Linked DNA regions of Homo sapiens: region 2 is linked to region 1. A link is a loop called in an ENCODE intact Hi-C map of the cell type or tissue named here. Cell type or tissue: CD4-positive, alpha-beta T cell. All regions are shown on one strand. Each heading gives the region's core, and the rest is flanking DNA. Links, peaks and the distances in the headings are about the cores only. Region 1 overlaps KRT77 (keratin 77). Region 2 has its middle 36 kb from the start of KRT76.

What was found. A loop is a pair of places that touch in the nucleus more often than their neighbours do. Peaks named below come from ENCODE experiments on the same cell type or tissue, not always from the same donor. Only the 100,000 strongest peaks of a DNase experiment are listed, where the experiment ranks them.
Region 2: a loop joins it to region 1, with 1.9 times the contacts of the local background. A loop is called at or near these places in 1 of 110 quality-filtered maps.

Annotation. Positions count from the first base shown.
Region 1 is chr12:52,684,693-52,700,382 of GRCh38, forward strand. It overlaps KRT77 (keratin 77), which reads right to left. Exons shown (of 9, transcript NM_175078.3): 2 at 12,990-13,204; 3 at 11,678-11,738; 4 at 11,080-11,175; 5 at 9,934-10,098; 6 at 8,063-8,188; 7 at 7,729-7,949; 8 at 7,246-7,280; 9 at 4,934-6,747. The coding sequence ends at 6,473. Among named protein-coding and RNA genes, the nearest start is that of KRT77, 11 kb to the right of the region's middle. In CD4-positive, alpha-beta T cell, for the core only: no CTCF peak of the experiment used is centred there; a DNase peak (open chromatin) is centred at 6,639; H3K4me3 peaks cover 1,004 bases.
Region 2 is chr12:52,733,934-52,749,623 of GRCh38, forward strand. It overlaps the pseudogene KRT125P and the pseudogene BTBD10P1. Among named protein-coding and RNA genes, the nearest start is that of KRT76, 36 kb to the right of the region's middle. In CD4-positive, alpha-beta T cell, for the core only: no CTCF peak of the experiment used is centred there; a DNase peak (open chromatin) is centred at 7,638.

The DNA.
Region 1 (15,690 bases), core at 4,426-9,425:
GGCCAAGGCTTCTTATGCAGGAGGGAGAGCTGCAGACAGAGGGGCAGCCCTATTTAGGATGGACAGCAAAGAAGGAGGTCCTCAGGAGTCACTCACTAGCAAGGCTGGAGCAGAGCAGAGGCCAGGAAGGAGGAAACCAAAGATGAACATGGAGGAGAGAGGCGGTGGGGCCCATCTTGCTCTGTGCCATGGAGGCTGCCAGGCCTGGGCTCCGCTCCTGATTCTGCACTGCTCTAGGCAGGTCACTGACCCTCTCTGAGCCTAAGTTTCCTTCCTCTGTAAAAAGGAGGCTCTATGTACCTTCCAGGGAAACTGAAGCATAGTAGAGTATAGATAAAGAAAAAAGGAGCCAGGCGTGGCGGCTCACGCCTGTAATCCCAGCACTTTGGGAGGTAGAGGTGGGCGGATCACGAGACCAGGAGATCGAGACCATCCTGGCTAACAAGGTGAAACCCCGTCTCCACTAAAAATACAAAAAAAATTAGCCCAGTGTGGTGGCAGGCGCCTGTAGTCCCAGCTACTCGGGAGGCTGAGGCAGGAGAATGGCGTGAACCCAGGAGACGGAGCTTGCAGTGAGCCGAGATCTCGCCACTGAACTCCAGCCTGGGCTACTGAGCGAGACTCCATCTCAAAAAAGGAAAAAAGGAAAGATTTTTCCCTCACTCTTGCATTTGAGAGAACCCAGAAGCTGATATAATAACCAGAAAAAAAAAAACAAACTTTAGAACAAGCCCCTGATTTACTGGAAACAGTGAAAAGGCTGGAACAGGACATTTAAGCCCTTGACATGGGCCCATTTCCTCATCTTGTGAGAGAAAGCCTTAAGAAGTCCACGGACTTGCCCTGGGAAAGCTAGGGGGCATCACATGGAAGAAGGGATCACAGGTGCATCACCGGGCTCACCTGAGGCTGGAGGGAGCTGGGGCCAGATGCGAGGAGCCTTTGCCCTCACTGCAGAGTGCCTGCTCTGCAGGGGGAGCACAAACACTGAGGGCTGAGCACACAGGGGCAGGTGTGGAGGTCAGAATGCACACTTAGAGCCCCCTGGAAGCCCTTCCAGGCTTGGGATTGGGCCACTCGGAGCCCGTCCTCCATGCTAGAAAACCTCCCAATACCCCAAATTCCCAGCCAGCCCTTCAACAGAGCATTGATCAGCCTGAAGACATCCCATTTCCCAGACTGATCGGAAAGCTGATAAAACCAGGGCAACCTTGAAGAGGGACCTTCAAGCTCAGTGTAATGCCCAGTAATTTGCTGGACTTTTTTCCCTGGGACCAAATTAACCAGCAAATGGCTCATTAATTTGAAGATGCATTCTGGGCCAAAAGGCTGGGTAATTGAAAAGAGATGACATTCTCAAGAGACTCTTCCTCAGACCAGGAACTTTCCCAGCCCAGAAACGCACACCTTGTCTAAGGTCAGATGCAGTTAGAATTTTACTGAGTCAATGATTGCTCCTCCAGTTAACCATGTCCTCAGATCAAAATCTCTGTGGATGAGAAGCTGGTGGAACTAAATTTATATTTCCAGAGTGCCCCACCCTGCCACCCTGCCTCTCAGAGCAAAGAGCAGCTGGCAGACTTTCCCTGGGACTCTCACCAACCCGGGTGTTTGCTCCCTCCTGCCAGCCTCTTGGTTTATTGATGAATGAGCCTGCTTGGCTCTCCCTCTGAGTATCTGCCTTGTGGGAATAGCATTGATTAGGGGCAGGGATGGAGCACTCCATGGTCCCTAGAAGGACTGCAGACCCCCACACCTGGTCTCCGCACTCCCAGGTGAGTGGGACTCAGGTGAGATAATGCATGTGTGGGCATTTCCTACATGGTTTATAGAATTGCTTGTTGTTTTCACTGGGGTGAGCTGAAAGTGAGAGACATTTTCTCCTGATGGGATTTCTCATTGTCTCTGATGGAAATATTGTCTATTTCAGGAAATCTCTTCAGTGTCTTAGTGCTAGTCCTCCTTGTTTAGGTCCCTAAAGTTACTCTCTCTTTCCCTGAACATCGAATTAAGACTTCTCATTTAGACGTTGAGATGCCTTCTTTGACCAACTCCTCTCCTTTCTGTCCTTTATTTCTCCTGCCCCTGCCTTGTGGAATCTCTATTCCAATATTCTTCAGATTCAGGCACATGATTCCCTCCATCTGTCCCCCAGGCCTCCATGACAGGACAAAATCAAGAATTCGGAAGAGATAAGTCAGGGCCACATTTTCTGGGACAATCTCAACTTGTTCCCAAGAGAGGAGGGAAAGGAGAGCTGTGGTTGGCCTTATCCTTGCGTGTTTTCTCAGAGCCAACGTGGATCCCATTAGAGTATCACACATGCATGATCCCAGGGATAATCAAACTCACACCCTGTAATAGACCCTGTGCTGCCAGAAAACTTAGCCTCATTTAACAGTTCTGGCTAGGGCCTTTGGCTTCTTTGTGACTTTAGCTTTCACTGGCACCTGACCTTATTCTTCCCATATAACACAGAGAGTAGAATTTTTTTTCTCAGGTTTCGCCATGTGAACTCTTAGTACAGCAAAGATGTGAGATGCCTCCATACACATATCCCCACCCATCTCCACTCCCGCCCTCAACGTCCTGCCAAACGGTTAGCCAATCTCTGCTTGAAACTTGATCACTCCCCAGGTAGCCTCTCCCATGTCAGGATCATAGAAAGGTGCTTCTTATATTGAGCCGAATATGTTGTAGCTTCCTGAAGCGATATTGATGGAATTTGGATATGGGATTCATTGGAATAGGACAGCAACCCATATGAATAAAACATTGTGTTCCCAGGCATGCCCCTCCAGAAGTCTTTGGGGAGGATGTGGCAGCTAACTGCAAACATCATATCAACCCATAGTGATAAGACACTCTGTTTCCATGCACACCCCTCTATTCTCTCTGAGAAGTTTCTCCCCATCTCATCTATCCTGGCAGCAAGCCTGTCAGAGGACAGGCAGAAAAGGGAAAGGCAGGCAGAGAGCCTGCCCACATGTGGAGGAGAAGCCCACCTTTCAGGGGACATGTGACAGCTAACTGCAAAGACACTGCCTATCTGGGTCATCAGCTTGAGTCAGCCACCCTTCCTGTGGTCCCACGGAAGCCTTTCAAATCTTTGCAGTTAGCTGCCACATCTCCCCCAGAGACTGCTCTCCTGGCCTTTCACCGGCATTCCTGTGATCGGGCTTCTGATTCCCCACCACCACTGTCCTGGTCACCTTCCTCTGAGTAGGCTCCTATTTATTACAGTTCTTGGAGCTCAGAGTCCCCACAGTGATCTGACTCCAGAAGAGCCTAAACAAGCTCTAGACGTGACTCTCTTCCTGATTCCCAAGGCTGCCTCCAGCAGCTGCCACACCTTCTGACTCACGTCTCCTCACCTGCCAGCTGGACACTCAAAGTCATGTTTACGCCCACTGCTCTCCATCCATGTCTTCCCTTCCTAGTCCGTGTGCTCCTGGCTCTTGGCTGCTCTTGGCTCTTGGCTGCAAGTGTGGGGCACTGCATCTGTCTGCTCCCTCTCTGCTTCCCTTCAGACAGCCTCTCTGCCCATTTCTCCCTTTCCTACCCATCTCCTGACAGGCCTGCTGCCAGGACAGGTGAGATGGGGAGAAACTTCTCAGACAGAATGGAGGGGTGTGCCTGGGAACACAGTGTCTTATCAATATGGGTTCCTGTCATATTCGAATGAATCCCATATCCAAATTTCATCAAAGTCCCTCCAGGGAATTAGAAAGTAGATCACATCTTTTATGTGATTCTTTTACATGGACTCAGAACTACCACATAGGATGAGGTGATGGCTTAACTTGCTCCATTATGGAATTTCTGCATCTCTGCTTCCCTCAAGGCATCAATTGAAGATGTCTCTGCCCATGACCCCACTCAGTTTGTGGGCCTCAGCCCCTTTCTTCCCTAGCTCAGTTTCTCCTGTCCAGCTGCTCCTTCTCACCCCCACACTCTCTCTTATTTTGAGTCTCTGAGCAGACTATCCCCCTGTTTGGAGGGCCCTTCCCTCATCTCCCCACCCACACCTCTCTTCCTTGGCCCTGTTCCATATCCCAGTCCTCCAGGAGTCTGTTGGAACCAAACGTCCCTTCCCCAGCACTGGCACCTGTCGTAAGTCCCACTGTTCCTGTTTTGGGGGGTCTGCCTGTGTCCTCAGGATAGGCCTTGCTTCCACTCTCAGGCTAGGAGGTCCTTAGAAGCACACTCAGATTTCTCTTCTCTCTGAATCGTCCCTCCCCCATAATATGTCATTTAGTTGTGAGCAACTTAAGAGTCAGAAACATGTTCATTCAACATTGCATTCCCAGTGCCTAAGCCACTGCCTGCCACACAGTAGGAGCTTAATAAGTGCTCATTGAACAAATGTATAATTGACTTTTGGATGATCAGCCACTTTAAGGATTAATAAGATTATGTCTGTAAGATTCTTCAAGACTGTGTATTACTTGTACAATAAAAAATAAGAAGAAATTTTAACTTCCCAAATATAAATAATTTCAGAGGTCTGCAGAAATTTTTAAAGAAATAGCCCAGGTACCACGCCTCACACCTGTAATCCCAGCAATGTGGGAAGCCAAGGTGGGAGGATCACCTGAGCCCAGGAGTTCAAGACCAGCCTTGGAAACATGGTGAGACCCCATCTTTATTTAGAAGAAAGAAGAAAAAGAGGAGAAGATGAAGATGAAGATGGAAGAATGAGAAGGAGAAGGAGAAGAAGAAGAAGGAGGAGGAGAGGAGGAGGAGGAAGAGGAGGAGGAGGGAAGAAGAAGAAGAGGAGGAGGAGGGAGGAGGAGGAGGGAGTAGGGGGAGGAGGAGGGAGGAGGAGGAGGAAGAGGAGGAAGGAGAAGAAGAGGAGGGAGAAGAGGAGGAAGGCAAAGGAGAAGAAGGAGAAGAAGAAGAAGAAATAATGCATCTCCTGACCAAACAGCAATTTGAGATCACAGAAAAATTTATTATAGAAATACCAGAAATGCTGCCCCTTGACAGTACAACTTTGAACCAGGAAATGATGAAGTCACAAGAACAGCCTAAGAGACCCACACTGAGCCCATCCAATGCCCCAAGAGAATCATGGACTTGGAAGTTGTGTTAGGACTCAGCTAGCAAGTGAAGGTGACTCCAGATCATAGAAGCAAAGCTACATTCCCTCTCTCAAGGCCTGATACTTTCCTCTTCCTGCCCTCTCCAGCACATCTCAAGCCTCTTACATAAGATTCAAAATTAAGAGTCATATTCTCACAAAGGGCTCACAGCTACAGAGAACAGAAGGCAGGAGGGACTAGAGAGGTCTGGGAAAGGGCATTAAAATGCCTTGCAAAAAAATGGGCAGCTTCCTGACTGACTTGGGGTTGGAACCCTTCCAAGACCCAAGTCAGATCCTCAGACTCCTCAGGCCCGAGGCACCTGGATGGAACAGAGCTGGGCTTCACATGCCCACCCAATGGGGCAATTCTCAGAGTGGTTATGATGCAGAGCTTAGGAAGGGTCAGGCTTCAAAAGAATGGAGCTGTCAGGAGGAAACAGGACAGAAGCAGAACTTGCTTGTCTGTTCATCAACTCCTGCATCCACTGCTAAAACAGGCTTCCTTTGGGTAAGGATTCATGACCCTATGCCCTCTGAAATACTTCCACCTTGAGTTGTTTACACAGGGGAGAATGCTTCCTGAAACAGAGGTTCAGAATCAGGACAGTGATGCCTTACAGATATCTGGTGTGGGCAGCAAATCTATACTATCCATCAACATGAGTGTATGAGGCTATGGACCAAGAGGCAGGAATAGGCCGCTGGTGCAGAGGTTTTCCTTACCAAGCTAGCTTGCCCTGCAATCAGCAACTTCCCCCAAAGGGATCATTATGTGGTCCCCAGCAGGGCAGGGGGGCGTGGATTCTTGTTCACAGAGCAGCCCAGGTACAGCAAAGGGAGCTTGGGGTTGAGATACCAACTCTCCATTATGCGCCTTGTCGATGCTCTCTACAGGCTGTTTCTGTTTCCCTCCATTGCTAAACTAGATGCCTGGTATCTTTTAGCACTGGGGATTAATACTTAGCTGCAGTGGCTTGAACTGGGGCATAAGGGCATTCTACTTGGAGGCAGAGGAATGATAACAATGACTTCTCCCTACCTTGCCAACTCACGCAGCCTCTGCCTCTAACTGGAATGTTTGTGCTCACCCTGGGCTACCGATCTTCCAAAAAGGTGGGAGCAGGAACAGCAGCAGGGCCAGCAGAGCGGGGTCTGAGTGAGAATGTGCCTAGCTGTGAATCTGACTGCAAGCCAGTGCCCTCCAAAGAGAGATCTGCTGTTTGGACTTATCCACCCTGCTTCCCCCATTAGAGTCGAATTTATTGGCAAAATTGCTGAGACCCATTAAGAAAAGTGAATGAGAGGGGATCAGGAAGGGCGTGGAGGGGAGGAGTTTGAGGAGAGGGCGGTGAGGGGCAGGCGTGATGTGTGGCAGAAACGAGGCCTCTACTCCAAGATCCGCCTGTGGGAGGTGTTGGTGGAGGTCTGGATGATCTGCACGCGCGAGGATCCGCGGCCGCTTCTGCCGCTCCCTCCGTAGCTCCCGCCACCGCCGCCGCAGCCGCTGCCATAACCGCCTCCACTCCTGCCTCGTGCCCCGCCTCCGCGGTAGCTTCTTCCGCCGCCATAGCCCCCACCGCTGCCGCCGCCGTAGCCTCCTGAGCCGTAGCTGCCGCCGCCTCCCGCGCCGCCGTTGACGCTCACCTGGCTGTTCTGCACGGCTGTGGGTAGGGGACAGTGCACACGGGGTCAGAGGGACCGGGCAAGGCCCCCACCTGCACCCGCCCCTGCACCTGCAGCCTCCTCCATCCTCGATCACCCGTGGCATCGACTTGCAAACCCCATACATTGAAAATTGAAAGTGTTCCTACTTGAAAAGTATTCTTCATACTACAAAGGGATGCCAGGGTTCCTCTCAGCAACACACTTACATTGTTTATTGAATATGTACCCTAAAGAGTTCTAGCCGCTGCTGATTCCTCCTAGGCATCATTTAATAAAAAGGCATCATAACAATTAAGATAAGCAGACCTGAAATCATAACCATTTATTTCAAATGAATTCTTCCAGGCTTTGCCATTACACTTGCTTACTTTGGTGTCTATTGCACAGGACTGGAAGCTAAAATGCCAGACTTTCCGTTCTCTGCTGGCCACCTCCTGGCCCTCCCTCCACCCAGCACCACCAGCCTCTCTCTGCCCCTGGGCTCTGCTACTTACAGATGCTCACATGGCTCTGCAGCTCTCCTGACATCCTGTAAAACCAAAGCACACGGTCAGCCAGACCCACAGGGCCTGAGGAGAGAAGGCTGTGGCCCACAGACATCTGGATCAGAGGTGTCCCCAAGCCTTAGGGAAATGTGTGTGCATGAGCAGAGGTCAGGAAGCCAGTGGGGCAGAGAGAAATTTCAGGGTTTTCATGAAGCCTTTTAGCATTGGGGGTGAATACCCAGCTGCAGAGGCTTGGATTGGGGTATAAGGACATTCTACTTGGAGGTGGAGGAATGATAACAATGACTTCTCCCTATGTGAAGAGGCTTGTCCATTCACACAGCCTCTGCCTCTAATTGGAATGTTTCTGCTCACCCTGGGCTACCAATCTTCCCAAAAAGGTGGGGCTTATCTTTTCTCCAAATAGCCAGTCCCACAGCTTCATGGGTGCATCTCAAGCCTTAGCCCCAGAAACACAGCTGCCAGACCCACCTGCTCTCCTCGCCCTCCAGCAGCTGGCGGTAGGTGGCGATCTCCACATCCAGGGACAGCTTGACCCCCAGCATGGCCTGGTAGTCACGCAGCAGCCGGGCCAGCTCCTCCTTGGACTGCTGCAGGGCCTCCTCCAGGTCCTGCAGCTTCTGCCACGCATCCTGGAGGGCCTGCTCGCCTCTCTCCTCAGCATCCGAAATGAGTGACTGCATCTGTTCAATCTGCTCCAGAGACAGTTGGAGACCATTTAATGGTTAAGTTTCCAGAGCTCGATCTGGCAGGGCATTGTAGGAGGTGCAGGGCTTGGTCAGCCCTCCCTAAGCACCCGTCCCACCTGCTTCTTCACGTTGCTGATCTCTGCCTGCAGCCTCTGGACGGTGCGGTTGAGCTCTGCAATCTCCATCTTGCTGTTCTTCAGGTCGTCTCCATGTCTCCCTGCCGTGATCTGGAGCTCCTGGTACTGGGGCCAAAGGCAGCATCATAGTCAGCATGTGCTGCCCACCACAAGCCCCTCCAGGAGGGAGTAGGTCTGGGCTGCTCTCCCCTGGGAGATTCCCACCCACCTTGCACTGTGGTCACCCCTACATGCATACTCACAGCTATACCAAACCTCCCTCACCCAGGCTGCAAACACATGTATACATGCACACACTCACACTATCCCAAGCCTCCCGCATTCCCACCAGTCTCTGGGCAGACTCTCATCCCAGCCAGACAAACCTGCTTTGTGATGCCCTTTCTACCACCTTTTCACACATCTAAGCCTTCACGTTGGTCCTTACCCACACTGAGACCCCCTCACTCTTTCCACCCACCATATAGCTTCCCACCCTTTTCCAGGATGATCTCCCTAGCAGTCAAGCAGGACCTCATGTCCTCAGAGGCCCTCCATTGGCTCCACGTTCAGTCTCATTTCCCCTCCATCTCTGTTTCTGTCTCTGTATTGCCCCATTAGTCAGAACTCCACCCCCAGGACAGGGCTCTGAAGTGGGTAGGAGAAGCATCGACTCAAGGGAATCTGCACTCTGCTATTTTTCACTGTTGGCCATCTGCTTCCTAGTCTAATGTCGAAATCCATTCCACCCCAGAACACTGTGCAGGACCGTGGGACAGAGGTCAGCCAGGATTGGAGTTGGCCACAGATCATCCTCAAAGCCAGTCATCAATGCTAGTTGTTCAGAATTTAGTGACTGGACTGTCAGCCACGCCCTTTCAACCAGAGGCTTCACCATCCAAAAAGATCCAGGTCAGTTTATGGAAAAGAAGTAACCAAAGATGTGCCCAACAACTTAGCCACAAAGGAGTTGATCTAATAAGGGAGGGTGTAGTCTAACAATATAATACCAGGCTGTTAAAAATGCGGCAGGTTATTTAGTGTCACAGAAAAGTATCCATATGTGTTAAGTAAAAGAGAAAGTATAGCCTGGCCAACATGGCAAAACCCTGCCACTACTAAAAATACAAAAATTAGCTTGGTGTAGTGGCGCGTGCCTGTAATCCCAGCTACTCAGGAGGCTGAGGCAGGAGAATCACTTGGACCCAGGAGGCGGAGTTTGTAGTGAACTGATATCAGGCCACTGCACTCCAGCCTGGGAGATAGAGTGAGTTTCCATCTCAAAAAAAAAAAAAAGTAAAAAAAATATATTTTAATAGATACCATTATGAAAAAAGAATAAAAATCATTCTAGTGGTGAGGGGAATGGGTTTGTAGACACAAACCCAATTTTAATTAAGCTCTGGCTCTGCCATTTACTAGCTACAAGGCATTAGGGAAATTAAGTAATCTCACACACTACTATCTATTATAAAATGGTGATAACGAAATTCTTACCTCATTGGTTGTTGTAAGGACTGAATGAAATAATAATAAATAAGTAAAGCACTTTGTGCAGTGCCTAACACATATGAGTTCTCAATAAACATTATTGGGTTTTTGCAAAAGTAATTGCAGTTCTCGTCATTACTTTTAATGGCGAGAACCGCAATCACTTTTCCACTAGCCTAATAGCGACAAAGAACTGGTAGAAGAGATATTAACATATTAATAGCGGTAGTGAGAGATGGGTAATCTTTACATGTAATTTCTAGAATTTGTATAACAAACACATTTTACTTCAGAAATAAGAGAAAGACAATGCAATAAGAGAAAGACAATTCTGGGAAGAATCTGTTTTTCTGGGCACCAGATCTGGGGGCCACGCCCACCTTGGTCTGGTACAGGGCTTCGGCCTCGTCCTTGCTCCTCTGTGCAATCAGTTCATACTGGGTCCGCACTGCATCGATGATGCTGTCCAGGTCCAGGGAACGGTTATTGTCCATGGACAGGATGACGTTGGTGTCGCTGATGTGAGTCTGCACCTGAGACAGCTCCTGCGAGGCATGGCGCACAGGCTGACTCCTTCCATTCTCCTCTGGGGGCCTCAGTTTTCCTCTGCTGCTCCCTCAAGGCTCTCGGGGGAAGCCAGAAGCCTGGGCCAGGTAGTCTTGGGAAAAGCTCTTGGAATTGTTGTGTGCAATGAGAGATAATAGGGAGAGTCTTAACTGCCTCCAGGGAGAAGGAAGGAGCCTAAACCTGGAGCGTTCAGATACCATCTCCCCATCACACTTCTCCTGCAGCTGCCACTCTGCCTTGCTCTGACTTGGCCACCATAGTGAGCTGGGCTCCTTGGCAGGCATGCCTCTTCCTTGAAACCACATGAGTACTCCGAGGCAGTAGAATGGACTCTAGTTAAGGAGTCACTTGGACTCACTTTTGAGTCTTGGCTGTACCATTGACTAGCTAGGTAATGAAGCAAGTAATTTAACCCCTCAGTGCCTCAGTTTTCCCATCTGTAGAATGGAGATACCCATAACATAAACTTCTAACACAGCATCTGGCCCAGAGCACGTACCCCCAAGTTAGACACAGGCAAAAGAGGGCCGGGTGGTGGAGTGTTTGATCCCCCATCACTAAGGTCAGGTTCCACTCCCTTTGAGACTCACACTGTCACCTCCCACAGAGTTTCCTAACAGCTCCATCAACTCCCCAGAATTAATGAAGATTTCTGGTTGGTTTTGCCCCTTATATGTCTGGGTGATTTCCCAGACAGATTGGAAGCCATGAACCAGGGACACATTCGCCTCCACCTAACTCAGGATTCTCCCAGCCTTCCATCTTCATTACCCCGACCTGGGGATTCTGAGGATTGGGGTGGAGAGGATGGCTGACTCCAGGCCCACAGAGTTGGGGTACCTGGGGAGATGAGTCCCTAGTGGGACCCTAGTGTTGGGTTTCAGGCCTCCCCTCTTACAGCCCATACTCCTTGTGAGATGTGAGAAAAGAAAGGAGGTTCTTATAAAGGCTTAACTCACCGTCAAAAATAAATATTTCAAGAAATTGACCTCCCCAGTCAGAGTGTCCACCCTGGACTCCAGGTCCACTTTGCTCACATAAGCAGCATCCACATCCTGAATAGCAGGCAGAAACAGTTTGACTTTATTGCCCAGGCATTGCCTGCCACCAGCTCACTGGCTGGCTCAGGCGAGTGGCAGAGCCACTCTAGGTTTATTTCCTTACTTAAAAAATTCATCACCGCACTCGAATAAGGGACCCACAAGTCCTGGCTTTCCTGGCCAGAAGGAGATGTGACACCAACCTCCACATCCCAGTCAGTCACAACCAACACCCCAGGTCCTTCCTTAGGTCCCAAGGCTACAGGTAACTGACACTCAAAAGCTGTCATTTCACTTCATTTCACTTTCAGGACCCCAGAGAGATACGAACTCAAGGCTTCCTGAAGAGTCATTATCAGTGTCAGTTCCAATGTAAGGGCCCCGCATTCAGGCATCATACACAGCAAGCCGGCCGTAGAGGCCACCCTGCCGTTGTCACAGAGCATCCCATAGGGATTCCTCACTCCCCTCAGCCTCCTGGGTCCACAGCCACCCTCAGGACTCCCCTTTCCCTCACCTTCTTCAGGACGACAAAGTCATTCTCGCTGCCAGTCCTCTTGTTGATTTCATCCTCATACCTGTCAGGCGAGGCAAAGGAGCACAGAAAGGCTGCAGGCTGACCTTGGCTCCCTGAGGTCCCTCCTTACAGCAGAAAGCTTGGAATTCCCCAAACATTTGCTGTCCTGGGTTCAGAGAACCCTGCTCAAGGTGCTGGCTGTCCATTCCCAGAGGCTGGCACTCTCATGGATGAGGGCAGAGCCAACTCCTAGGTCTGTGGGCCAACAGAGGGGACCCCGGGCCAACATGGAAAACCCAGAGCCACAGAGAAGGTCCCTGGAATGTCTATTTTTATTTTGATGTTTTACCTTTGTAAATGTGTCAAACTCATTCATTCCTTAAAACTGAGAACATGAAATAACAACCACTTTTACTAAATATTTTTGAAGAGAAAAAATTTAATCTACATTTCTGTACCCCACCCCCCACCAGCACCTCCAGTGTGGATTTCACTTTTCCCTCGTTGATTCACACACACTTGGATCTCTACTGGCACGACACAGTAAGCATGCCAAGGTGATGGGAGAGAAGCACCCTGCACCCCACATGGGGAAGAAGAGGGAGGGAGAGGCTCTGCTGCCTGCACGGCTCAGGAGCAGCTGATCTGGAATTCGACAACTCCCGTCACCCCTACTGTTTATAGTCATAATAACAAGGGTTTATTGACTGCTAGGGGTGTACAGCCACAATACTAAGAACTTATTAAGCATCATTTCATTCAAACCAGCAGTTCTCAAAGTGTGGTCCCCAATCCACAAGCATCAGCATCACTTGGAAACATGTTAGAAGTACAAACACTCTTGCTGCATCCCATATCTGCTGAATCAAAAACTCAGGGGGCAGAGCCCAGCAATCTGATTCCAGCAAACAGATGCATGCTCAAGTCTGAGAACCACAGATCTACCCACAACAATCCAACAAGGAAGGTTCTTGCTATTCCCACATTACTAATGTGAACACTAGAAACTTAAAAAGATGAATTTGTAAGCAGCTAGTAAGTGGCAGAGGCCACACTGGAAATCAGGCTTACTTGGTTTCAACATCCATGAAGCTATCCTGCCCCTCCCCACCCAATGCAATTGACAGCTGGCTGCCAATATCATTCTACCCGGGTTGCCACATACAAAACAGTGCCTCCTGCAGTTGTGCAGTGCAGAGCCTGCATGCCCCGCCCCCCACCCTTACACACAAACACTGAAGCCGAATGTCTTGCCCCTGTGACCAGTTTCCGGCCATGCTTCTCCCCTGTTTTGCCCTGCCTGGAGTCTCACTTGCTCTTGTAGTCCTCCACGACATCCTGCATGCTCCTGACCTCCGCGTTCTGGCGCATCTGCTCCGCACTGAGCAAATCCACCTGCCTCCGCAGGTCACCGATGTAGTTCTCCAAGAGGGGCTCCAGGTTGTTGGTTCCAGTTGAGGTGTTCACCTGCTGCAGCAACTCCCATTTTGTTTGTAGCACCTGGTTCTGCTGCTCCAGGAATCGCACCTAAGAGCAAGAGACCCCAGTCCACCCCAGGCCATGGATCAGAGCAGCTCCCCCATAAGTAGGAGCATCCATACCCCCTCAACACATCCAGACCTCAGAGAATCAGGATGGCTCCTCCAAGGGTCAGAGAGCTTCCTTTTCTCGGGATTGAGACACACAGAGGGCAATGTGGTTTCTGACTGCCAATGGCTGTAAGGTCAACTTGCCTAAAATTGACACTAAGCTCACTCTGGTTTTGAAGGTAAATCACCTCCTTCATTTACATCATAGAGCACTCACCCTCCACACTCAATTTATCCATGCCAACGTAAGGAAATGGTGTTTCGGAGCATCTGAGACACTGATGACCCCAAGGTTCCTTTCTCTTTGTGGTCAAAATGCATTATGTGATAGAGGAGAGGAAGAAAGAAAAAGAGAGAAGGATCAATTTGGCTTAGAACATTAAACTAATTCCTGAGCACACTTGCTTGGGTGCCCCTGCCCTGCAGCCACCACCACCTCTGCTGTCTGCCGGGATGTTTGTCAGGAAAGTAACTCATTTAAATGCTTTTATAATGCAGACAGAATTTTTAAGGCAAATGTCCTCATTTTTTAAAAGTCTAATGCATTCAAGTGCCCCAAAGTGAGGACTTTGGGTTGTCAGGTGTTTGAGAACTACCCACTTGCTATTTCCCGGGAAATGGAGAGTGGACATCACCCAATATTTTCACCACCTCTTCTCCCAAAACTGTGGATATGGAGGTAAGATGCGGGGCCCAGGGAGGCGGCTGGCTGTGCAAAGTGTGCGGCTTGTCCTTGGCATGGTAATGACCAGCCTCCACCTTTCCTCAGCCAGGTAGACACTGTGGAGCCTCTGCTCCAGTGCCCTGATAGCAGCAGTGATGCTGCCTCCAGACTTTGCTCGGCCGCATGCAGGCGCACACGCCCAAAAACACACACCCTCCAGAATCCTGCTTCCTCCTCTGGGCACCATGTAAAGGGGCAAACCCACTGCTTTGTGTGGTCAGAACGGAACCCTGAAGACACTCCCCTACCACGTGACACTAGTGAGGGTCCTCCAAATCCCCCGGCCCTTGAGACTCCGCCCCTCTGAGGGGCCAACCCTGGTTAGCTCCCTTTGGATTCTGACTCTAGGCTGGAAAATGTTTGCAGACAACACAACCTCCCATGGCTCATTTTTGCTCACCTTATCAAAGCAAGAGATTAGGCAAGCAGCTCTCCCAGGCTTGTCAGCACAGCTCACAACACCGTGAGAAATTCCTGCCACTCTCTATTTTTACTCTGTGGTGGCACTCCCAGGGAGTGAAGAAATCAATTCAGGACTCATTCACTGCACTCAGTGGCAGTGGCATTGTGGGGACCAAAAGAAAGAATCCTGTGGTCCCATGGAGAGTCTCCACATAAAACAATGAGGGAGCAGTGACACAACTCTGGGTGCTCTGGCTTTAGCCCAGGTACCCATCCGCAATATCCAGGAGCTCATAGAAGACACTGTGGTTCTCATCAGGCCACCCAAACTGCAAAGGCAGAGTCTGGATGCAGGGAGTGCCTTAACCACTAGAACAATCAGTAAAAGCCACTGTGTTTTTCCCCAGGTTCCCCAAAACACTCCTGGTCTGTGTCCCACCAGCAAAACTCAAGGGCAGCTCAGCTAGCACCGATGGAATGAGGCATGCTGCTGAGCAACCTTCTCGCCCACCCTCTGCTTCAGTGCTCCTCCCCTGCACAGGGACCTCCCAGTGCCCTCAGCACCCCAGGTCTCCTCAACTCTTTGCCCAGCAAACTCCTGCTCATCCTTTAGACCTCAGCTGAGGTGGCATCCCACCAGTGTGTCCCCTTTGCAGCCCCTTGTTCCTTGCCTTTCTAGATCTGTTGAGACTTGCAGTCATGTGACAGTGTGTGAGCATCTCTCTCCCGGGCTGCACTGGACCCCATGAGGGCAGGCCTATGTCTACTTTGTTCTCCAGGGGACACAGTGGACCCATGGACACACAATGCCCAACACGGAGAAGACAAAAAGTGTCATGCACTCATGAAGTGCAAAAGGTTTTAGAACTGCCTGCTGGTGTGGGCTATCCAGGCCACTCACCACTCTTAGCATAGAGGTCCAAGGGTCAGCTGATCAAGGCCAGGCCAGTGTCCCAGGGGTAAGAGCTGAAACCCTCCTTTCCTTTCTGAGGCCCTGTCCCCTTGTCATTGGTTCTAGAAAGCCTTTGGCTCCATTTCCACTCTCTGAGCGTCCAGCACTGACCCCTGAGGGGCTGACCCAATTTGTCATCCGGTTTCTATTTATTGAGCAATTCTCATATGTCAGGCACTATTCTGGGTGCTAGGGATTTGGTAATAAAAAAAACAGGCAAAATCCCTGCTTTCCAGGAGTTTGCATTCTATTTAGAGAGATTACTATAAAGAAATAATCATGTAAAAAATACAGTGCCTCAGATGGCTGCAGGGACTATGGAGTCACACAGGGCCGGGGCATAGGA
Region 2 (15,690 bases), core at 5,299-10,298, 50 kb after region 1:
AAGCAGAGTGTGACATTTGAGAAGTGACCAGGCTGGCAGCATTGACAAAGTCCTGGAACGTTGGGAAGTCTCATAGGCACGATGGGAATTTGGCTGACCCCTGAGGAGCACTGTTCAACCTGGCTTTGGCAGCTGTAGCCCCAATCCCAGTCCCCATCCAGCCCCCATCCTTGCTCACCTACTTGAGAAGCACCAAGTCCTTCTCAGCTGCTGCACGCTTGCTCCGCTCTTCACAGTACCTGCAAGAGGAACAGCGTGGGTCAGCTGCAGCTGTACCAGAGGGCTGTACTAGGAGAGGTCCCTGGCCAGTCCAGCTCAGGGGTGAGCCAAGCAGAAATCTCTCTGAGTCATAGGGATCCATGAAGCCCTGAGTCCTCCCAGCCCTTCTCAGCACTGGCATAAATGTTCAGGATGTTGGTGATGGAGGTAAAAGCGTGAGAGCTTGTCCTCCTCCAAGCCCAGCTACACTGCATGGAATGCAGTCTCCATTCTCCCACCTGCTCCTCATGCTCCCATATGGCTCCCCATCTCCCACACTGAGGCCTGGGCCCCTCCCACAGCCCTGGAGTCTTTCAGTGTTCCTCAGTCAGCACTGAAGTTAATGTCCCTTCCAGTCCCACAGGGTGGGAACCCCCAGAGAGCACCCCTGAGCTTCTCTTTCCCGGGCCCCTCACTCAGTCCAGGCCCTACACCACAGCCACGATGACTGAGGGCCCCACTCTTCTGCCTCTGCCACACTAATGCAGTCAGCTACCCCAGCCACAGGGCCCTATGGGAACAACCGGCCCCATGAGCTCCACATGTACAGCTATAGCCCCAGCACCAAGCACAGGGCCAGCACAGAGTAGACATTTAATACCTTTCATTATTATGTCCTTCGTAGTTCATGTCATTCAGTAATAATAAAACCAGCATTATTAACAAGCTATTTGGTTGATGAGCCTTTCATTAGTATTAACTAATTAATTAATAAGGTGTCACTATTTGCCAGGCACTGTTTGAACAGCATATATTAAATTATTTAGCTGTCAAACAAACTTTTAAGGTAGGTACAGTTATCACCCCCGTGTTACAAATGAAGAAACTGAGGCACAGATTGGTTAAATAAATTACCTATGATTGTGCAGTTAGAAAGAGACATAGTCAAGCTTAAACTCGGGCAGTCTGGCTGCAGAGCTTTTGCTCATACAGACAGTGCTGCATGGCAGGTCCACCAATGAGCCCCGTCAAGTGCTTTCCTTATCCATATTGCCCCAGCTCCTTGTTGATGCCCACAGAGGCCAGATGACCTTCACGTTCTGGGCACCTGAGCCTCACCACCGGGTGCACTGCCTCTCACCTCCTCTTGTATGCCTCCCCGAGCGCCTGCATGGTGCCCAGCTCCCCCTCCAGCCGACCCCGCTCCATCAGTAGCTTGTCAAGGTGAGCCTGGAGGCAGCCAATGTAGGATTCAAAGAAGGGCTGCAGGTCATTGGAGGTGGCCATTTGCTCCTACAGGAAGCATCACTTGGTCTCCAGCACCTTGTTCTGCTGCTCCAGCAACCGTACCTGTGATCAACCATGGAGGAGAGGGTTATGCTCTGTCCAGTCCCTGGCTCAGGAGCAGACCTGGTCTCCAAATCCAGGCCTCCCATGCCTGGGATCCCAGGGGGTCTCAGGGCCTCTGACCCTCTCCAACCTCAGACACTCACCTTGTCAATGAAAGAGGAAAATTTGTTGTTGAGGGTCTTGATCTGTTCCTTCTCTTGGGTCTTCACCTCAATCTAGGCGTCAGTCCCCATGTTCAGGGGCTACCAGAGGCTCTGGTTGATGGTCACCTCCTGGATGCCAAAGGGAAAGGCCCCCAAACCTCCAAAGCCTGAGGCTCCTCAAGGCTGTCCTCCAAAGCCACCAGGTCTCCCTCCAATGCTGAAGGAGCTTCCTCCAAAGCCACTTTTCATTCCCCTTCCTTCAGCCCCACACAGACTGCTTCCCAAGGTGCCCCAGCACCCCTGTGCCCTGCCCCCAGCACCCCTGTGCCCTGCCCCCAGCACCCCTGTGACCTGCCCCCAGCCTGGGCGGCACCTCCAGCAACCCTCAGTGAGATCTTTCTCCCTGCAAAGCTGTACAGACTCCTGCTGCCAAAGGTGCCCCCTGTCACGGCATAGGCCGCAGCAGCACTGCCTCCCCCAGAACATGAGGCTGACGGATCTGATGGCACCACCATGGCTCTAGCCAGACACCAGGATGGCAGAGTGGCCACTCAAGCCCTGGGTGGCCTGGGAGGTCCTGCTGGACTGCTGGCTCATCATTTTCTCTGGATGCAGGAAGATGTCCTGGTTCAGAAAACCTGAGGAAAGAGCACTTTCTGATGCAAGGAGAGAGGTGGCCCTTTTTATAAGTCCCAGTGGATTGGCTCACTAATTTGACAATTTCCTGAGCTTGATTTTCTAGCCAAAACAGGTCAATGCCTCAAATCCCAAACACATCTTGGTCCTAACCCTGGAGCCACCAGTTGCTTTGATTTTTCTCTGACATTGGCCTCATTTTTCCTTCACCAGATCCAAGGCAGAAAAACACTTAGGCTCCCTACAATGGATGGGCTGCTTCCTACTGGAACCTAGCCCCAAACATCAGGGCATTTGCTGTAATTAGGTGATTTTCCATGCTCCTCCTGTCTCCGGTGACCTGAGTCATTAACTTCTGCCAGTCAGATCCCAGCTCTTAAAACATAAAATATTCACAGGAGACCTTGTCTCAGTTAATTGTGCAGTGTGGTCCTGAAAGAAAGCCCTTCAGCTCTCCCGGGAACCACATCCACTGCGGTGGGGTCCTCGGGATGCAGGGGCCATCAAGAGTCTCTAAGGTAATGTTTTCCCTTTTTGTCCTGAGGAAGTGACTCTCCTTACCTCTGGACAGTGCCTAGCCTGCAAGAACAGGACTCTCTGCCCTGCAGGGGCTTTACCTGCAATCATCTCATGCCTGGGTAGTTCAGAGTAAAGCCTAACTCCCGCCCAGACCATCAAATGAATGCACTGTACGTTCTAGGCTGCTCCTCTCTGCAGCTCGTCGTCCTGGCATCTCCAGCTATCAGCAGAGAGGGTAGCTCCTCTCTGCAGCTGGTCCTCCTTCATCTCTCCATCCTCTGTGTCCTTTCCCCTGCTCTGGCTGTGCCCTGGGCTTTTATGGACCTCAGAGGGGAGGAAGTGTGTGCTGATTGGTCCATGGGCTGCCCCAAGGAGGTACCACAAGTCCCCACTCCAGTTGGCGGGATTGGCCGACCGTTCCCCAGCCTTCAGGCCCTCCCTGACCTGAAGTTGCTTATCAGCTTAAGGAGATTTGGGGCTGAGACGATGGGGTTTTCTAGATATACAATCATGTCATCTGCAAGCAGGGACAATTTGATTTCCTCTTTTCCTAATTGAATACCCTTTATTTCCTTCTCCTGCCTGATTGCCCTGGCCAGAACTTCCAACACTATGTTGAATAGTAGTGGTGAGAGAGGGCATCCCTCTTGTGCCAGTTTTCAAAGGGAATGCTTCCAGTTTTTGCCCATTCAGTATGATATTGGCTGTGGGTTTGTCATAAACAGCTCTTATTATTTTGAGATACATCCCATCAATACCTAATTTATTGAGAGATTTTAGCATGAATGGTTGTTGAATTTTGTCAAAGGCCTTTTCTGCATCTGTTGAGATAATCAAAACCACAATGAGATACCATCTCACACCAGTTAGAATGGCGATCATTAAAAAGTCAGGAAACAACAGGTGCTGGAGAGGATGTGGAGAAATAGGAACACTTTTACACTGTTGGTGGGACTGTAAACTAGTTCAACCATTGTGGAAGTCAGTGTGGCGATTCCTCAGGGATCTAGAACTAGAAATACCATTTGACCCAGCCATCCCATTACTGGGTATATACTCAAAGGATTATAAATCATGCTGCTATAAAGACACATGCACACGTATGTTTATTGCGGCACTATTCACAATAGCAAAGACTTGGAACCAACCCAAATGTCCAACAATGATAGACTGGATTAAGAAAATGTGGCACATATACACCATGGAATACTATGCAGCCATAAAAAATGATGAGTTCGTGTCCTTTGTAGGGACATGGATGAAACTGGAAACCATCATTCTCAGCAAACTATCGCAAGGACAAAAAACCAAACACCGCATGTTCTCACTCATTGGTGGGAATTGAACAGTGAGAACACTTGGACACAGGAAGGGGAACATCACACACAGGGGCCTGTCGTCGGGGGGTGGGGAGGGGGGAGGGATAGCATTATGAGGTATACCCAATGTAAATGATGAGTTAATGGGTGCAGCACACCAACATGGCACATGGATACATAAGTAACAAACCTGCACGTTGTGCACATGTGCCCTAAAACTTAAAGTATAATTTTTTAAAAATTGTCATGACTGGGAAAGGGGTGCTACTGACATAAATAAATAAAAACTTGCTTTAAAAAAAAAAGACAAGACTATAGGGACAGAGAACAGATCTGTGGTTGCCAGAGGTTAGGGGTGGGGGTAGTGAACAACTATAAAAAATAGCACGAGGGGGTTTTGGGAGGTGATGAAATTGTTTACACCCTGATTGTGGGAGTGGGTACATAAATCTATACATGTATAACTGTGTTAAAATTCATGGAACTGGAGACAGGGCGCATTGCCTCATGCCTGTAATCCCAGCACTTTGGGAGGCTGGGAGAGAATCACTCAAGCCCAGGAGTTCAAGACCAGTCTAAGCAACGTAGCAAAATCCCATCTTTACAAAAAATACAAAACTTAGCCAGGCCTGGTGGCGTGCACCTGTAGTTCCAGCTACTCAGGAGGCTGAAGCGGGAGGATCACCTGAGCCCAGGAGGTTAAAGTTGCAGTGAGCCATGATTCTGCCACAACATCCTAGCCTGGGCGATTGAGTGAGACCTTGTCTCAAAAGAAAAAGTATATATGTAACTATACACCCAAAAAGTCCATTTTAATGTATTAAAAGCTTTTTTTTTTTTTTTTTTGAGACATAGTCTCACTCTGTAGCCCAGGCTGGAGTGCAGTGGCGCGATCTGGGCTCACTGCAAGCTCCACCTCCTGGGTTCATGCCATTCTCCTGCCTCAGCCTCCTGAGTAGTTGGGACTACAGGCACCTGCCATCATGCCCGGCTAATTTTTTGGTATTTTTAGTAGAGATGGAGTTTCACCATGTTAGCCAGGATGGTCTCGATCTCCTGACCTCGTGATCCACCAGCCTTGGCCTCCCAAAGTGCTGGGATTACAGGCGTGAGCCACCGCGCCTGGCGATAAATTCTTTTAAATATGGACAAAGGATGGAGAAACATGTTAAACAATATCACACTGTGGGGAGGAAAAAATCACTAACTTAGGATGCTAACTCTACACACAGATGACCAGGTTTCTTCAACAAATAAATTACAAGAAACAAGAAGAAGAATGGGAATCCACACATATCCACCAATTACAATGTATGAACATTGTTTAGACCCTGATGCAAGCCAGCAATTTTAATGAAAACATTCCTGAGACATGAGGGGAAATGTGAAACCTGACTGGATATTTGATCATATTAAATAATTAATGTTTATCTTGTTAAGGGCGATAAGGTTATAATGTGGTTATATTATTCAAAGAGTCCTTATCTTTTACAAAAACTTATAAAATATTTATGAATGAAATAATATGATGTCTGAGATTTGCTCCACCATCTAGAGGCATGGAATGGGTAGAAATGAAATAAGATGAGTTTATTGTTGAGGTGGGTGATGGGTACACAGGTGTTTATTACACTATTCTACTTTGATGTTTGCTTGACATTTTCCATAAGAAAGTTTTTGTTTATTCCAATTTTTTGTGCACACAAAAAAAGAAAGTTTTTGAAGAGCCACCTTGCCTTAGATAATTATGACACCTTTCTTTCCTAATATGAATAAGCAGTTTTTACTGTAAATAGCAGTTTCTTTTTCCAGTACACGCAAATAAGGACATCTTTGCATGTAGTTCAAATATATAGCTTGCCTGAATCTAGTAAGAGTAACAAGTAAGTTGGATGGCAGGGTCAGAATCCAAAAACAATTTGACAGTTTGAAGCTTGAGCCAAAACTAATAAGAAAGATTTAACAGAGATTAATGTAAGACCCCACATGTGCATTCAAGCAAAGCAGCTGCACAGTTCCCCATGGGGAGATAAGGTTTCACAATGGCTTACATAAAGTCATGCCAGCTTAAGGTGAGTCAGTGGCAGAAAGCAGCTGCCAAAATTACCTGCAAGGTCAGAGGATGCACAAAGACAAGCTCTGTGCCCACCCTTTTCCTGAACTAGTCAGGCTTCACCTGAAGGGTTTGGTTCTAGGCACCTGGAAGATGTCTATGGGAGAGCACTGAGGATGGCTGGGGGCATCCCCCAGCTGAGAGGAGATGAAAGTGTCCCACCTGGAGAAGGACCCTGATAAAGGGGGAACCTTCCTTAAACATTTGTAGACTCTCGTGCGCAAAGGGATTTAGGGTTGTTACCTATAGCCACAGGAAAACTTGGACCAATTAGTGGAATTTACATGGTAAGACTCAGCTTAACCTTCTCTGTGAGAGGAAGAGGATTTCCCCACCACAGCAGGGTGGGCTACCACTGTAGACAATGTTTTAGAGAGGACATAGGTATCTAAATGGAGGCTCCTCTTGATGGCTTCTGAAGTCACTTCTAGTCTTGAGAGTCTTATTCCTCAGAAATCAACTAACAGTGGTAACCCTAGAAATAATGATAGCAATATCTCCCATTTATTGTGTACTTATCTTTTTCTAGGAGCTGTGCCAAGCTCTAGCATGCCTTATGTCATTTAATCAGTCCATCAGTCAGCAAGTGCTTACTGAGTGCACATTTCCTGCTCAGTATTGTGTAACACAGAAACACTATATGACACAGTTGCTTTCCTTAAAGAATTTAGAATAGAGTTGCTAATCAAAATTTGTGTAAGTATAGTACAATATCAGTATGAACATCTTTTGTCTTATAAAGTGTTTTTTACATATATTACTTCATGTGTTCTTCAACACATCCCAGAGAGGAAGATATTCTTTTTATTACCACATTAATGAATAATAATACTTAATGTTTTAAATCATTCTCCTCCTCTGGAAGTGTCCAGTTTCTAATGTGGCTCAGCATGAACCTAGCCTCAATCAAGAGAAGACTAGCTTCTTAGACTTTTTTATTTTTATATCCCTGTCATCACAATAATGAGGGAGTTAACTTAAAATAACAATCCATGTTAAAATAGGAAGAAAATATAATACTCTAATCACCAATGACAAATACTTTCCAGCAGCAGGAGGCAGAAAGGAAAACATGCCAATATTCATACGTTTTATTATTCATAAAGACTTAGAGGCAAATTATTTTGGTCTTGGTTTTATGGGGAATATAACAAAATAGACAAAGTCTGAGACTATTTTAAAGTCGGGCTCTGGACCAAATATTTACCTGATCTTAGACAGAAAATTTGTATGCCCAAATGCAAATCGTCAGAGCTGAAGCAGGGAATGGGGAGAGTTGAGTTTGGAGGAAGTGACTACAGTGTCAGCCTCCTGAAATAGAAAAGGCCACCGGATACCTGGGCCAGATTTCAGCACCAAGGACAGAGCACCGCTTCCTGGACGGCGTCTAAAGACTCAAAGGCCTCTCACTAAAGTAACGCTGTGCCGTTGAAGACCAGAAACACACCCCACACACACACACACTGTCTTGAAGAAACAAAACTACACCTATGTTATTAATATAGCGTGGGAGTGACAAGCATGGACTCCGGGGCTCAATTGCCTATGTTCACACACTGGCTCTACCACTTGCTAACTGTAACCTGTGACACAATGTGACCTTCACGTCTCTATACCTCCTTTTCCACATCTGCAAAATAAGGATAATCATACCCACCTCATAGTGATGGCAGCGGCTGCAGCAGGGAGGCACAGCTAGGGCTGCACACTCCATGGAGCCAGTGGGAGCCCCACCTCTTCTGAGTTGGGGCGGGACCTCCCCAGGTGATGCTGCAGCCATCCAAATTGCAGCTGCAGACCCAGTCCTCCTGTTCTAAGGAGAAAGCAGAAGCCCCGCCCTCCTCGTCAGGGCTACAGCCCCCCAAAATGTGGCTGTGGATCGGAGCCTCCCTGTGCTCTTTAGAGGTCCAGGAGTAGGCAGGGTCTGCCTTCCTGGGTGCAGCAGCAGCTGCCTGATCTACAGCAGCAGACCTGGGTCTCCCACTCTGCAGAGGAGGCAGGAGCCAGGCACAAGCAGGAGCCCCGCCCCTTCCAAGTTGGTGGGGCAGAAGCTCCCCAGGTACAGCTGCCACTGCCCTCCCAGGAGCAGGACCTGGGCATCTCTGCAGCGTGCACCCTCAGAGGCCCGGGAAGGGCCCCCCCTCCAGTCCCTGCTGCTTCAGGGGGTGTCTGCTTCCGCTGCCTGGCCTCTCTCCTCTCCTGGTGCCTGCTCTGATCTCCAAGCAGGGTTGGGCCTGAGCCCCAGGGCCATGAATGGCAGTGGGAGGCAGGCAGATTACTGGGTGGAAAAGAGCAGTCCCCGGTAAGTTCTCACCTTCAGGTCAGGGAGGGCCTGAAGGCTGGGGAACGGTCAGCCAATCCCGCCAACTGGAGTGGGGACTTGTGGTACCTCCTTGGGGCAGCCCATGGACCAATCAGCACACACTTCCTCCCCTCTGAGGTCCATAAAAGCCCAGGGAACAGCCAGAGCAGGGGAAAGGACACAGAGGATGGAGAGATGAGGGAGGACCAGCTGCAGAGAGGAGCTACCCTCTCTGCTGATAGCTAGAAATGCCAGGACGACGAGCTGCAGAGAGGAGCAGCGCTCTCTGCTGAGAGCTTCAGAGACTTGTGGAGATGACGTCCCGACAGAAAGGAGCCACCCTTTCCAGGGCCTCCTCTCTGCTGAGAGCTGCACACTCTACATGGTACAACTTGCCCACAGAGGGGAGCTACCCACTGTGGGTCACTTCTGAGCTGTTGTAACACTCAATGAACTCCTCTTCATCTTGTTCACCTTCCACTTGTCTGTACACCTATCTCTTCCTGGACACAGGACAAGAACTTGGGTAAAGGTGCCACCAGCCACAGAGGTTTCTGGCCAGAAAAGTGACACCCCAAGGATCCCATAACAGTAAGATCATTGTGAAGATTAGGTGAGTTATATTGAAGTTCTCAGAACAATTTCTGGCAGGTAGTAATTATGTATATAACTAGGTAGTATATATTTGCTTCATTTATTGGTTTTCCATAACCTTGAGATCTCAGTATGCGGAGGAAAAGGGCATGTGAAGTGTTGTGGCAAAGTCTTGCTGGGGAGAGGATTGGCTTCTCTTGAATAATAAGGAAGGAAGATACATGGGCAGTGTCTGACCACATTTTCCCACCACCTTGGCCCAAAAACCTCAAGGGGAGCAGTGAGGAAGGCCCTGAAGAGACCCAGGCTGGGCACTGAAGTGACAGTTGACTGTCACTGAGCCATTTGGAGCTCTTGGCAAGGACCACTGAGGCCTCTGCAAGAAGTATGCCAGCCTCAGGGTGTGGGCTGCCCTAGGGTGGATCCAGAAAGAGGGAAGCATATCACTGCAATTAGGCCAATTATCTGACCCAGGTTGCTTAACCCCAAAGACTCCCTCAGTGCTCTCATTCTCTTCTCATCTCTCGCTCAGTCCACACACAACTGCTACCATAACTTTCTGCAGTCTTTTTATCACCCTCCAATTCAGAAGGCACAATGGGTCTCTATTGTTCTACAAAACTTAGAGCCAAAATGCAGCATAACATATTACAATTTGATGGAGAAAAAAAAACAGAGCTGAAAGAAGGAAAGGCAGAGTTTCTATATAAGACAACATAAAGGTGAGCCAGACACAGTAGCTCACATCTGTAATCCCAGCACTTTGGGAGGGCAAGGCAGGCAGATCACAAGTTCAGGAGTTCAAGACCAGCCTGGCCAAATAGTGAAACCCCGTGTCTACTAAAAATACAAAAAATTAGCCTGGCATGGTGGCGAGTGCCTGCAATCCCAGCTACTTGGAAGGCTGAGGCAGGAGAATTGCTTAAACCCAGGAGGTGGAGGTTGCAGTGAGCCGAGATCACACCACTGCACTGCAGCCTGGGTAACAGAGATCTGAGAAAGAGATATAGTAAGAGAGAAAGAAAGAAAGAGAGACGGAAAGAAAGAAGAAAGAAAGAAAGAAAGAAAGAAAGAAAGAAAGAAAGAAAGAAAGAAAGAAAGAAAGAAAGAAAGAAAAGAAAGAAACAAAGAAACAAAGAGAGAAAAAGGAAGAAGAAAAAGAAAGAAAGAAAGATAGAAAGAAGAAAAAGAAAGAAAGAGAAGGGAAGGGAGGAAGGAAGGAAGGAAGAAGGAAAGAAAGAAAGAAAGAAAGAAAGAAAGAAAGAGAGAGAGAGAGAGAGAAAGAAAGAAAGAAAGAAAGAAAGAAAGAAAGAAAGAAAGAAAGAAAGAAAGAAAGAAAGAGAGAGAGAGAGAGAGAAAGAAAGAAAGAAAGGAAAAGAAAGAAAGAAAGAAAGAAGGCAATAGTGGCTTGGCTCAGGTCTAACCCCCTAGCTTGACAGTGTATTTCTGGGTCCCTTCTTGGCTTGGCTTTGAACATCCAAGGGGATGGGATTGTGGTGTCACTAACTCTGAGGAGAAAGGAGTTATTACAGAGGAGTGGCAAAGGTCAGGGGGACTTTCTGTAGTCATGAATTAGGTCTCAGGCTCAGTATGTGGTGCAGGAGCACTGGCCACTGCTGGTGGTGGTCTGCACAATCCTGGCTAAGGAGGATGGGGATGAACTGCCAAGTCTGGGATTCTGATCCATGGAGAGACTTGTGCTTCTGAACTAGACATCCTTCCCAATAGCCATGGAGTTAATACCCCCTTGGAGACCCTGGGTACCTCTGTTGCTCCAGTCGCCACTGCTGGAGCTGCTACTATCCCCCATACTAATGTTTTTGCTGCTAGAAGTGTGGTTGACCACAGCTGCAATGAGAATGGACTGCTCAGTCACAGTCTGTCTTCCTAAATGCCCATTGCATGCCAATCCCTGTCTGAGAAATGAGTGGTCAAGGAAAGCCACAGAGGAAAGACTTGTGAAAAGACACTACAAAAAAAAGACCAAAAAAAAAAAAAAGAGAGAGAGAGAGAGACAATGCTCCTATGGGCCTTCCCTGTCTGAGGGAGGCCCAGGACATACACTGGATGGGACATCAGATAAAGCCTACCTAAATATGACTTATGTGTCTCTCCCTTGTGCCCCTGCCTTTGTGTTACTCTAGGGACAAGGCTGTAGAAGACAATTCTAGGGTTTAAAAGCTAATACAAAGCCACGAGAAATCATCTAAAATGATAGAAAAGAAGTGCACAGCATAATCACAGATACACACTGGATGCTGGCACTCCCCAGACATCCTATTCAGGAACAAAATAAATATCACAGAAAGGTTATGGTGAAATTACCCAGGTGGGACAAGCTCTTTTTGGAATTAGCCCCTGGGATGCCAGGATACAATGATATGAGCTCCAGCATCAGCGATTGAGTTTAGACATGAGAAGGGACTTCCCTGAGATTCTAGGATGGGGAATGCAAAGAATAGAAATGTAATATGTCTCTGGATACATGCCTCTGCCATTACCTTGGCCTCAGTTACTGCATGGGCAAAACTGGGATAACATGGCTCTTCAGCAGTGTGTGTGATGAGTAAATCAAGCTGGGTAGAGTGCCCCGCACATTCCCCATTCCATATCAGAAGTGACACAGCTCCTATTTGCATCATCCTTCTGGGCCCATGGACACCACCCGCATCCAGGCGCAGGTGTCTTTTTTTTTGAGATGGGGCCTTTCTCTGTCACCCAGGCTGGAATGCAGTGGTGCAATCACGCCTCCCTACAGCCTCACACTCCTGAGCTCAAGTGATCCTCCTCCCTCAGCCTCTCGAGTAGCTGGTACTGCAGGCACATACCACCATGCCTGGCTAATTTTGTATTATTTTTTGTAAAGATGGGGTCTCATTATGTTGTCCAGGTTGTTCTGGAGTTCCTGGCCTCAAGTGATCCTGCCCCAGCCTTCCAAAGCACTAAGATTACAGGCGTGAGGCACCACACCTAGCTGGCCGGGTATCTTTTCCAGAGCACTGCACAGACTCCAACTGTCCAATGTTAACATTAACAAAGAAGGGAAGGTGGGGAAGAGCAACTGGTTCTGAGGAAAATGGAAACTCCAGCTTAAAGTGTAGGGACAGCAGGCTGTTAGGACTACCTGGTACTCATCTTTGTATTCTCCACCACACCAGGATTCACTGACATTTGCCTTTCGGTGCACTATATGTCTATTAGGAGGCAGGCTCTTAGTGTTCTGCTCTAGCAAATATTATAAAAGTTGTATCTCTGAGCCCAAAGAGAGAGTGCTGAGCAGTACAGTCCACTTCATCGAGCACTTGTTGAGCCCTTCCTTTGTCCCCTGCCACTGTGTTAGAGCCTCCGTATACCAAGGGGAAGGAAATGCAGAGACAAAAATCACTGTAACACAGTATAGCTAACCAAAGGACCACATAATCCTGTGAAATGGGTTTCTCAAGTTGGGTTCTGTGCCTTGACCAGAGAGTGCCTACGCTGCCGTACTCCTCGCCCTCCAACATCTTCTGGTAGGTGGCGGTCTCCACATCCAGCCCAGCTTGATGTTCAGCAGCTCTTGGTAGTCACACGGAAGATGAGCCTGGTCCTCCCTGGCCTGCTGCAGGGCATCTCTGAGCTCTGCCAACTTGGCCTGGGCATCCTTGAGGGTCAGCATCGCCCCCTGCTCCATGCTGCTCAGTGTCAGCAATTGCCACCTCCAGGTTAGCATTCCGAAGCAGGAGGAGGAAGTGCACTGAGTCCCTGGATCCAACTGCATATGTAGCAGGTGAACACAGGTCTCCATCTTTCCCGTTAGTGAAAATCTTTAATCTGTGTGCTATGTGGCTGGTGATGCTAACTTCTGCTCATAGCATTCACATCCATATAAAATAAACCATACTGGGAAACTCCAATGATTGTCGAGCCTTTACCCAGAGATAGTGGTCACCTGCTTCCCACCTCTTGGGAAGGAATAATCCATGTTCTGAGATCCCAGAAACTCAATGCCACATAGTTTATGAAGTTTTGGGGACCATGTCTACCAGATTGAGAGAAGATCATTCTGCCTTTAAGTTGATGGATGTAAGTTAAGACAGCGTAAAGTCCTTGTTCTATGTGGTACCACTTGGCAAGCCCAGTTGCAAAAGGTCCCAATCAGGAGTCTGAAAAGCTGCCCTACCTGCTAGGTCCAGGTGGCTCCTCTGGCATCCCAGGACACCACTTTCATCAGAGCCATAATCCTGGGCTTTGAGGAACTGCCCCCACCTGCTTGTTGATGTTCTCAATCTCTGCCTGCAGCCTGTGGATCATCCTGCTGAGCTCCGCAATCTCATTTTTGGTGCTCCTCAAGTCATCATCATGTCTTCTGGCTGTGGTCTACAGCTCCCCAGGCTACAGCTGGGTGAACAGAGAGAGCAGGTAGGGAAAGATTATCCCTGACCCTGAAACATGTGTATGAAAAGGGCAATAGAATCAATCCAGAAAGTCCTAATTCACATAAAGCCCACCAGGCACGTAGAGTGGAAAGAATCACTTAACTGAAACTCACAGTTGCCCTTAAAGATATCGGGTAGTCAAATGAAAAGCACTATAAGGACTCTACAAGTTTATGGGGCTGGGCACAGTGGCTGACACCTGTAATTCCAGATACTTGGGAGACCAGGGCGGGTAGATCACTTGGGGTCAAAAGTTCAAGACCAGCCTAGCCAATATGGTGAAATGCTGTCTCTACTAAAAACACAAAAATTATCTGGGCATACAGGTGCAAGCCTATAATCCCAGCTACTCAGGAGGCTGAGGCAGGAGAATCGCTTGAAACTAGGAGGCAGAGAGGTTGCAGTGAGCCGAGATTGTGCCACTGCAGTCCAGCCTGGGCAACAGAGTGAGTGAGACTCCATCTCAAAAAAAAAAAAAAGATTCTGCAAGTTATGGAAATTTGTGAAAGAAATTTCAATAGGTTTCCTAGTGAATAAAATATGTATTCTCTGGGATGGTGCCAGAAAGGCTGGAGGTAAAGTTCAGAAGCCCTGGAAAAGGCTGGTGGGGTCCAGATTGATCCAATGATCCTTATTTACCTTGGTCTGGTACAGGGTCTGGGCCTTGGCCTTGCTCTTCTAAGCCATCTCCTCATACTAGGCCTTGACCTTGGCAATGATGCTGTTGAGGTCCAGGTGCCAGTTATTATCCACAGATAGGACCACAGACATATCACTGGATTGCGACAGGCCTGGTTATACTCCTACAAGCACAGAGGGGCACACCACTGGGCAGTTGTAACCATCTCTCTAGGATGCCCTGAACCGACCATCCATTGGCTCAGGAATGTTATGAGGTCGAAAAAACTAAATCTGTTTTTATTGCCCAGACAGCCCATGCAGGTGACTCTGGATGTTTCCTAGGTGGCCAAACTGAAGGAGTTTCAGCTGGCACACGGGTTCCCGCCAACCGAGCATTTAAAAATAAGCAGCAGGGGATGCTAGGGAACAGAGTGTGTCCCTCAAGACGACCAACTCTCATCAGTTCCAGTTGGTCCACACCGGCAGAAGCGATTTTGGAGTTTGCTTTGATGAGGAAAATGCTTTCCCTGAGTAGTCCCTGCGGTATTTCTCCAACTCTGTGACTGAAACGCTGTCTGCTTTTCTCTAACCGTGACAGGAAGTCAAGGGGAAACCGTGGGATTCAAAGGTTTGAAGTACTTCCTCGCGTACTGCTAAAGGAGTCGACCACACCAAAATGAGTCTACGTGATGCTAGTGGGGGACATAAGAGATCAAGAGATAGACGAAGGTCAAGTGACAGATCACGAGATTCATCTCATGAAAGAACAGAGTCTCAACTCACTCCTTGTATTAGAAATGTGACTTCTCCAACACGACAGCACCATGTTGAACAAGAAAAAGACTGCAGTTCCTCTCGTCCAAGCAGTCTGCGTCCTCAAAAAGCATCCCCAATTGGTTCCATTAGCAGTGCTGGGAACAGCAGCAGAAACAGTAGTCAGTCAAGTTCAGGTGGTAGCTGTAAGACATCTGGGGAGATGGTGTTTGTATATGAAAATGCAAAAGAAGGAGCTCAATATAAGAATGTCAGAACGAGTGACACTAATAGTGGATAACACTAGATTTGTTGTAGACCCATCCATTTTTACTGCACAGCCAAATACAATGTTGGGCAAGATGTTTGGATCTGGCCGAGAACATAACTTTACACGACCCAATAAGAAAGAAGAGTATGAGGTGGCAGAGGGGATTGGTTCCACTGTGTTTTGAGCTATTCCGGATTACTATAAAACAGGAATAATCCATTGTCCTGATGGCATATCTATTCCTGAAGTGAGAGAAGCATGTGACTGTCTTTGTATCTCTTTTGAATATAGTACTGTTAAATGTAGAGATCTCAGTGCCCTAATGCATGAGTTATCAAATGATGGTGCTCATAGACAATTTGAATTTTATCTGGAAGAAATGATCCTCCCTCTCATGGTAGCTAGTGCCCGGAGTGGGGAACGGGAATGTCATATAGTGGTACTTACAGATGATGA